Regions from separate parts of the Homo sapiens genome. Here all the other regions are linked to region 2. The links are chromatin contacts, found by Hi-C in ENCODE. All regions are on one chromosome and are shown on one strand. Each heading gives the region's core, a stretch centred on a gene start or an enhancer-like site at or near the end of the contact. The rest is flanking DNA. Distances are from core to core; before and after follow the strand shown.

Region 1 (2,700 bases), core at 1-2,500, 2.6 Mb before region 2:
CCCTAATTCTGGAGAATTTATACTCTGCCTCTTTTGCTTGTGTTTTAGGAAAGAAGCCCAAAATTCAGGGTACATGAATTAAAATTAAATACTAAGATCAGTAAACCTCAATTGGCACGAATAAACAATATGAAAGAGTAAGCACAAACACGATCTATTTGTTTATCCATCTTTCTTATTGTGATAGCTATACTATGAAATTTCTAAAACTAGATGGGAGACTGGCTTAATATTTTGGCAAATAACCACATGCAAGTTAATGAGGAATGGGAAATAGAGCACTCTGGATTTTAGCATAAACAATTAAAATAAAAAATGCTACATTTCCTATTCCATCAGTTGACGGTATACTTATTTTCCCGGGAGAAATTTGGAATCTAAGCAACTCAGGTCCAGTAAGTGCAAACAACTGACATGCTTAGTCCAACAGGCCCCTGTGAGCAGGCCCTCTAGGGCATTTCCTGACGCCACATGACCAAGACCTTCCCCCCTAGTGGACGCTGCGGGTGATCAAGTGGCCCTGAGGAGCAGGGGCCTGAGACCCAGTCAAGCCTGCTGTCAACCTCCATCTGATGGAGGCCACGTCCTTTTCATGAGGCTGGTAGGAATGTCGCTGTATACCCCCACTATTTCTATTTTCGCAACATTCTTCCCAGTCTTTTCCTTCCTTCTCTTCGTCCCAGCCAAAGTAAAAGCATCCCTGGAATTTAATGGACTGAAAGGAGACCGGACGACTGAGGGGTAGAACGGGGCCCGAAGTGGCTTTGGAAGCAACGGGGTTAAGGGAGAGGCAAAAGGGTTGAGCAGAGAGAGGCAAGAGGCAATCTCCCCCTACCCAACTGCCCCTCCCAGGAGCAGATACGGCACCAACAGCCGGCGAGTCCCTCCGGCCTGGAAGACAAAGGAAGGATCAGGGCCCAGTGGTGACGGGGAGGGTGGGGGCAACGACTCGCGTGAGCTCGGAGACGTGAGAACGCAGCCCCCGCCCCGTTCTCCGCCTCCCCTGAGAAAGGCGGGGCCCCCACGCCGCCCCGAGACAGGTCTCCCCGCCGCGCCGGCAGCGGGTCCCAGGCGGCCGCACACGCCCAGGCACGGGATGCTGCGGGAGAGCGCGGTGGGGGAGGGGAAGGACGCGGAGGCGGAGCCGGCGGGCAAAGAAAGGCCGAGCGGCGGGGCGGGGGCGGGGGCGGGGGCGGGGTCTGGGCTGGGCGGGCGGGGCGGAGCCGGCCGGCCGGGGGCTGCCTGAGACAGTTACTGCCCTGACGGCGGCGGCGGCGGCGGTTGGCCGGTGGGGGCTGGGGCGAGCACGACCGATTCTGCTGGGAAAGCTGGAACTGGCAGCCGCCGGGGGCCAAGAGGAGGATCCGGAGCTGGGAGCGTGCCCCGGGCCCGGCGGAGGAGGCGGCTGCAGTTGGAGTGGAGTCTTGGGAGCGCTGCTGGCAGCGACTTCTCAGCGAAGCAAGTGTCTGAGACTGAGAGTCCCTAACAGCGGCAGCGGCGGCCACGGCGGCGGCTGGGGCCGAGGTAACCGGGGGGCGGCGGCGGCGGTGGAAGCGAGGCCCCTCCCTCGGGTTGGAAGCTGGGAGGCCGAGGCCGTGGCTTGGACCTGACCCAACCACCCACCCTCTCCGGCCTCGAGCCCCAGATTTGCCCTCTTCCCTCGCACCGCCGTCGGCCGGGTGGGAGCGGGAGCGGGGCATGGGGCGGGAGCGCAGAGGCGGAAGCCGACCGGGAGGCGACCCCTCGTCTGGGATTGGCAAGGACCTCAGTCACCCCCTCCCCCTTCAAAAGACACACCCCAATCTCGGTGCGGGGCGGGGTGCAGAGGCGCTCCCAGCCTCTGGAAGGGCAGACCTCGGTGTGGAGGCTGCACCTTCGCTCGTGGCCTCTCTGAGGTGGCTCCCCTGTGGCTCCTCTGGGCGGTTCCAACCCAAGGTGGTGCCCGGCGCTGGGAATCCCGGAGTTCCTTTTGTCTGTCAGCTGAAACTGGAGGCCGGACCTGTGGGCAGACACCCACCAGCACCGAAGCACTCTACTCTTTATCCCTTTCCTGTCTTGGAAGGAATTTCTCTCTAGCAGCCTTTTCTCCGGCCAGACTGGTAGATTTTATCCCTGACCTCCATCCTTGGCCCAGAGGAAGGAAGGATTCACATTTTACTTGTGTTTGCTTTATCATTCTTATAAGAACAGTCATCCCCCATCGTTTTTGTTTTTTTTTTTTAAACCGTTTCCCATCCAGCTGCAACCCTGGTAATCTTCCCCTAGATTTTTGCACATTATCAACAAAGAAGTGTGGCTGGAGGAGTAGACAGTCCTTGACTGACTGGACTGTGTAAGTTAATAGAGCTTCCTTAGCTGGCGCTGTTCTACCAGTCTACTGTGAATGAGCGTTTTGCCTGGAGTTAAGGGTGTTACTGTATGTGCGTAAAGTTTCTCCCCCCCTCCTTTGCTATGGTGAAGTTGCAAAAATCTTGGGTAACTTGATTAAAATGTGGCTGTTTGGGAAGCATAACAATGAGGAAGAAAAATGCAGAAGGGAGAATGTGATTATTTCAGTGGTTTTTGTCCAACTTTTTGAAAGTGCCAAAGGTGAAGTACGTGGATTTTTGAGATTACGTTAACTGGTACACTGCAACCTTTATTGTCCTTAATAAGTTTTTAACATATGATATTTTGCACTGAGGTATTTTTGTTTGTTTT
Region 2 (2,700 bases), core at 36-2,535:
CAGGGTGCTTGGGAGTTGGTATGGCATACTGACTAAGGGACTGCAAACGAGTCAGATTACCTGGTTTCAGTCACAGCTCTGACTTTGAACATGTTACTTTGTAGGTCTATTCTGTTCTTTCATCTAGAAAATGGGAATAGTAGACTTTACATTATAGGATTGTTTTGATGATTAAATGTGATAATATATGCACATAATTATATGTACCACTCAATAGTTACAAAGTATTCTGGTTATTCATCTATTTTTATACTTTGTATATTTAACTTGGAATAAAACAACTTCATTGCTATGCACAGGGTGAAAGCAGAAACCACTAAACCGGTTGAAACTTACAGGCGCTTAGACAGTTATAAAGCCCATGATTTCCTTAAAAAGGAAATTCACATGAACTTTTACCTTTAACAAACGTCAACACTAAGGCCAACAGGAAGGTAAAAAAAAAAAAAAAAAAAACGACAACAACTAATACTCTCCGGAAGAAAAATCAACTTCTCTTCACCTTCCTTTGACCAATAGGAAATTCTGCTGAAACGTAGTCTTCTAGAGTGCAGTGCAGCAAGCACCAATTCAGAATACAAAACACATCAATCCCAGAGAAGAAAGCGGGGGTTGTTCCAAGGCTTCCCCGCCCTCGGTCAACCGACCCTATATTAAGCAGCATGGGGTCTACTACAACCCAGTGCAGCTGGCAAGGCTGCAGTCCGAGCCTGCGGGTGCACGGTCCTTCCTGCCGAGTCCACACACCAGCAAGTGGAGCGCCTTACCATCACCCGCAGGAACTGCTCCTGTATCAAAGTCCCCAGCCATCCGACTGCCATGGCCCTTCCAGACTTTGCCACTGACCTCCAACCCTCGGTTTATAGGTGCCAGGGCTGTAGGTAAGGATGGCAAAGGAATATGAAGGAGTCGCCGCCGCAGGCAGCCACTACTAAGCCAAAGCTCTCAGACTCCGACCAGGTTGAGTTCCAGAGACACTGGAAAAAGGGGCTGACGACCTCAACCCCGTCTGGCCCGGCCCATCCCCTCACCTGGGCGAGTGCCGAGGCAGCCCGAAATCCCTCTGGCCTCTCTCCGGGGAACGCCGAGGGCCTTGGGCGGCGGCAGGGGCGGCGACGGCAGCAGCACCGAGCCGGATGCAGCCTGCGAAGCTCTGCCGGTGCCCACACCCTTTAGCCCCGCCGCCCGGGGCCGCCGCCCAGGTCCAGACCCTGGCCGCAGCCACCGACACCCAAGGGGGCGGAGGAGGAGGGGAGGGGTCCCAACCGAGGCCGGGCGGCACTGCGCCTGCGTCAGGCAGCAACGTCACACGCCAGCGTCGCCGGCGCCTCGAGGTGCGCCACTCAAGCCCTGCCCAGGAATCCGGCGGCGTCCCGCCCTGTTTCCTCCTCTCTGGGCTGCAGAAGGAGCCAGAACCCTGAATTTGAAAATCACTTTGCTACCCTAACAACCCAAAGGAAAAGTTAGTGCCTTCCTGATAGCAGGAGACAGATAAGCCCACTTAGGAGACGGAGGCTAACGAAAAAGGAGCATCGGATGGGTGTATGACGTGAAATGAGTCCTTAAGAAATAGAGATGCTGTTATGACATGATCAATAAGAGAGCTCGATTGTGTGAAGTGCTGCCACGCTGAATCTCTCAACTAAGTCTATTATTATGCTGATGATATTAATGAAAAGTAATTTGCTGCTCCTCTTTTTAAAGAGAAAGGCTCTTAATATTATTTAGCGGGTGAACCAAGGCAAACGACTTCTTGGAATTAGAGGAATGTCGCAGATATTTATTTGTCTGCGCTATATACTAGCAATAGTAAACAGTGTTTAGCAGGGCTTATTGACTAATCCTTCCAAAATCCTGTGAGGCTATTCTCATCCCCGTTTATCTCCATTTCACAAATTGAAAAACTAAGACACTGAGAGGTTAAATAACTTGCTAGAGAACCAGGGTTTGGACCCAAGAAATGTGGCTCCAAAGTATTACTGTATACTGCCTCTGAAGTTCCAAATGTCTAAATCTCTAGTTCTGACTTCTTTCCGGAGCTGAGGTACTTACTACAACCTTAATATTTCCACATGGCTGTTCCACTCTCACCTCAAAAGGAACAGATATGAAACCAAATTTAAGATAATGCCAGAAAACACACGAGGTACAACAATTAACTGTTATTGCATATAAGGAAATAGAGGCCCAGACAGAAGTGGTTTATGGAAGGACTGGATGAAAACCAAAAGGAGAAAAGCATGCACTGTCTTAGTTACTTCCTTCTGCTACCTGGACACTGGTACTGGCCTTATGTCAATTAACTCTTTAGAGTTTATTTCTGCCCCTCTACAAAGAAATTAATTTCAGTTGTCTTTTTCAACATCTGGAAGATTTCTAGTCAATCTTTGTTTTGTAATAAGGGAACCACCACAAGGATTCAAATTTGCTACAGCCAAACTTCGGATTTTGCCCAAGAAGGACATTGTGCAAGTACAAGTTCTCTGGACTAGAAATTACCTAGAGATGGTTCAAGTTCCCCAAATCAAAAACTAAACTGAAACTAAGTTGCACTGTAGCAGAGGGGAGAGGAGAGAAGGAAGTTCACTATGGCCTTTCTGTAACCGTGTGAGGGGACTGTGGGAATCTGGAAGTTTCTGCCTCTACTTCCTTTCCATCCCTGTGATCAAGAGTCACCCTGTAACTACAGCTATGCATTAG
Region 3 (2,700 bases), core at 1-2,500, 2.9 Mb after region 2:
CCTTTTCTTTTAATAACTAAAAGTGAATCAGATCTTAATCACAAAAACCTTCCTAAGTGTACTGCGTTTTTTTGTTTGTTTGTTTGTTTTTTGGAGACGGAGTCTGGCTCTGTCGCCCCTGCTGGAATGCAGTGGCGCGATCTCGGCTCACTGCAACCTCCGGTTCAAGCAATTCTCCTGCCTCAGCCTCCCGAGTAGCTGGGACTACAGGTTAAGTTTACTATTAAACCTACCTCAAAAATAGCCTTAGATATTCTTTGCAAATATATATATTTATACATACATACATACACACACACACATATATATATATATATATATCTATTTCCAGATAAGGAAACTTTCGGAAAACTTTGCTGTCCAACTGGTAATTCCCTGCATACTTTGCATTGATAAAGAAAACCTTGTAGCAGGGTTACAAACCTCAAAACATCCTCAGATTGCAGGTTTTAGAAACCCTCCCTATTACACCTGTGCAAGTACTTCCTGTTCTCCAACACTGTTTAAAAATAGTTTGGTAAATGCCCCGTAAGCCGCCCTTTAGAAGCTAAACATTAACTTTATATACATCACCACTACCACTGAGAAACCACCACCCCAAGAATCTCACGAGTCCAGTCATCTCTCTTCTCCAAGGAGGGAGCATAACCATCCTGGACCCCTTTAAGTAAAAAACTGTGTGCTCAGGCGAGGCAATGTGGCTTGGACAGCCAGGGGCAGGAGCCAAGTAAGGGTATTACTCACAATCCCAGCAGGACTCCAGCTTGTCGCCGCCCTCAAACACGGCAGCAATAACATCCAGGACCCAACAAGTACAGCACCTCCTCCCGCCTCGCGAGCGCCTCCAGCCTGGCCAGAGGCATCTCCGCCAGACGCGGCGAGAAGGGGCGAAAGGGCTGCGTGACCTCTGGCGTCTGAACCGCCCAGCAAAGAGAGTGTGTGTGTGCCCAGAGGGCCGGGGCCATAGGAGGTCGCCGGGCTGCGAGGGGAGAGACGAGCTCTGGGGCTAGAATGAGAGTGTCCCGGTCAGGCCCGCGGGGGTCGCAGGTCTCTGGATCTCCAACCAGAGGGCTAGTTTCGGAGACTTACCTTGAGCTCTACCCTCCTTGCGCGAGGAGCGTGCGGTCCAGGTAGAGAAATACAGGCCTTCCACTCCCACAGAGCTACCTCCCGCTGGCCCAGCCCCGCTTCACGCCGACACCCGCCAGACACACTGACTGCTGCCACAGTACCGAGGCTCACCGGGAACTGGAGCACAGGCGGCTGGTCTCCGCCGCCCAGAGCCCGACCCTGTGAGCGGAGCATGCGCATACGCCCCAATACCCAGGGACCAGTCAGGCCAGTGACACCTGCGATCAACAGGTCCCTGGAGCCCCGCCCCTCTCCCCGCCTCGAGCCCGCCCCTCGGAGCGGGCTCCGCCTTCACGCTCACCGAGGTAACTCCGCCTCCGCTCGCGATTTCCCGGCTTTCTGGACCTGCGGAATTCTATTCCCGCGGGGATTTGATGGCGTGCGCGATACAGTTGGCTTCCTCGGAGGCGCGAGATCGCGCGAGACCAAGAGATAGAACATTTCTGCAAAAGCGGCAGCTTGGCGCTGGAGTTTGGTTGTTGGGGGAAAGGTGGTTGTAGGACGTGCTGTCTGGTGTGGTGAGAAAGAGGCTAGTTCTTCAGGAGGAGGCGATTATTCTGGTGCTCTTGGTAGTTCATTCGGTATTTTCTAAGCTCAAGAACGCGGATCCACCAAGGACTTCACTTAGGTTAGGTGTTACCTGAGAGAACAATCCGTAGTTTGGCATCAGAACCCCATGCGGACACGCAGTTTCCTTTAGATTTCCGTGAGTCGTTAGACGATCTATTTGCAGTTAAATGGCTTCCTGTGGCGTGAATGTGTATTCCCCAAGCAGTTGTTTCTTGCCTTTAATTAGATAGCTTTAATAAGTCTGTTGACCTGGTTAATGATTGTCAGAAAAGTCTGTCCGCCTCTTTGCCGTGCTTTCGAACAGGTTTTAAGTTAAAAGGTACTGCTGGGAATTGGGCTAAACTTTGATTTTGAATAAACCTTTCTTAGGAATAGTAGTAAAGGAAAAACCCATCGTCACTGATACCGAATATCTCTCAAGTAAATAAAGAAGGTTTTGGAACTCATTCCAAAGCTGGTGTAAGTTGAACATACTAATTGTAAAAATGGATTTCAGTAAACCCAGAGGCACTTCTAAAAGTTTATTTGAAGAAAGAGGGGGAAGAAATATTGGTCGTTGATACAGGAGACAAATAGGACCCGTTTGTAATGTCTGAGGCTGAATCATTAAGAATTTATTGAGCATTTACTATGTTCCCTTTACTGAACTAGGCACTGTCAGAAATAGGATGAAATAAAGCCGTGGTTTCTGCCCTCAAAATATTAAAAACTTTGGGAGGGGTGGGGGAAAAAAAGATCCTACTCTGCATTTTTAAAACAATAAGAGCACACCATTAACTCTTCCCTCCGTTTCTCTAATGTCATTTTCTCCTCATTCTGCAGCTACTTTTCTGGTGCACTTTAAATACTGTTTTTCCGCTGCGTGGTCTCTGTTCGCCAGCACTCCATTTTCTTTTGCTGTTTCTGTTTAATGTTAATCCATGTCTCCTTGAGCAGTCTCTTTCCCATCATGGATTTACCTACCACGTGTCCTGTGCACCAAGAACTCTCAGGTGTATA

The links. Hi-C counts contacts between places; a loop is a spot of excess contacts on that map. Pooled maps may share reads with other maps.
Region 1: a map of natural killer cell shows a loop between it and region 2 (10-fold over the local background). The contact joins the promoter of ANKRD50 here to the promoter of BLTP1 in region 2. A Hi-C loop is called at or near these places in 2 of 168 maps with a recorded cell type or tissue (naive thymus-derived CD4-positive, alpha-beta T cell and natural killer cell) and 8 of 50 pooled maps.
Region 3: a map of B cell shows a loop between it and region 2 (17-fold over the local background). The contact joins the promoter of USP53 here to the promoter of BLTP1 in region 2. A Hi-C loop is called at or near these places in 4 of 168 maps with a recorded cell type or tissue (B cell, CD4-positive, alpha-beta T cell, CD8-positive, alpha-beta T cell and 1 more), 1 of 37 single-sample maps with no recorded cell type and 7 of 50 pooled maps.

The regions. Positions count from the first base shown.
Region 1 is chr4:124,711,282-124,713,981 of GRCh38, reverse strand. It overlaps ANKRD50 (ankyrin repeat domain containing 50), which reads left to right and starts at 1,250. Exons shown (of 5, transcript NM_020337.3): 1 at 1,250-1,524. RefSeq lists enhancers at 711-1,276, 1,277-1,842 and silencers at 994-1,373, 1,524-1,763.
Region 2 is chr4:122,150,916-122,153,615 of GRCh38, reverse strand. It overlaps BLTP1 (bridge-like lipid transfer protein family member 1), which reads right to left and starts at 1,285. Exons shown (of 88, transcript NM_001384125.1): 1 at 1,032-1,285. RefSeq lists silencers at 1,031-1,110, 1,181-1,370 and an enhancer at 1,193-1,994.
Region 3 is chr4:119,211,263-119,213,962 of GRCh38, reverse strand. It overlaps USP53 (ubiquitin specific peptidase 53), which reads right to left and starts at 1,250. Exons shown (of 19, transcript NM_001371395.1): 1 at 1,090-1,250. LOC101929762 (a long non-coding RNA gene) reads left to right here and starts at 1,319. Exons shown (of 3, transcript NR_125931.1): 1 at 1,319-1,436. RefSeq lists enhancers at 856-905, 611-1,184, 1,516-1,635, 1,758-2,332 and a silencer at 1,256-1,385.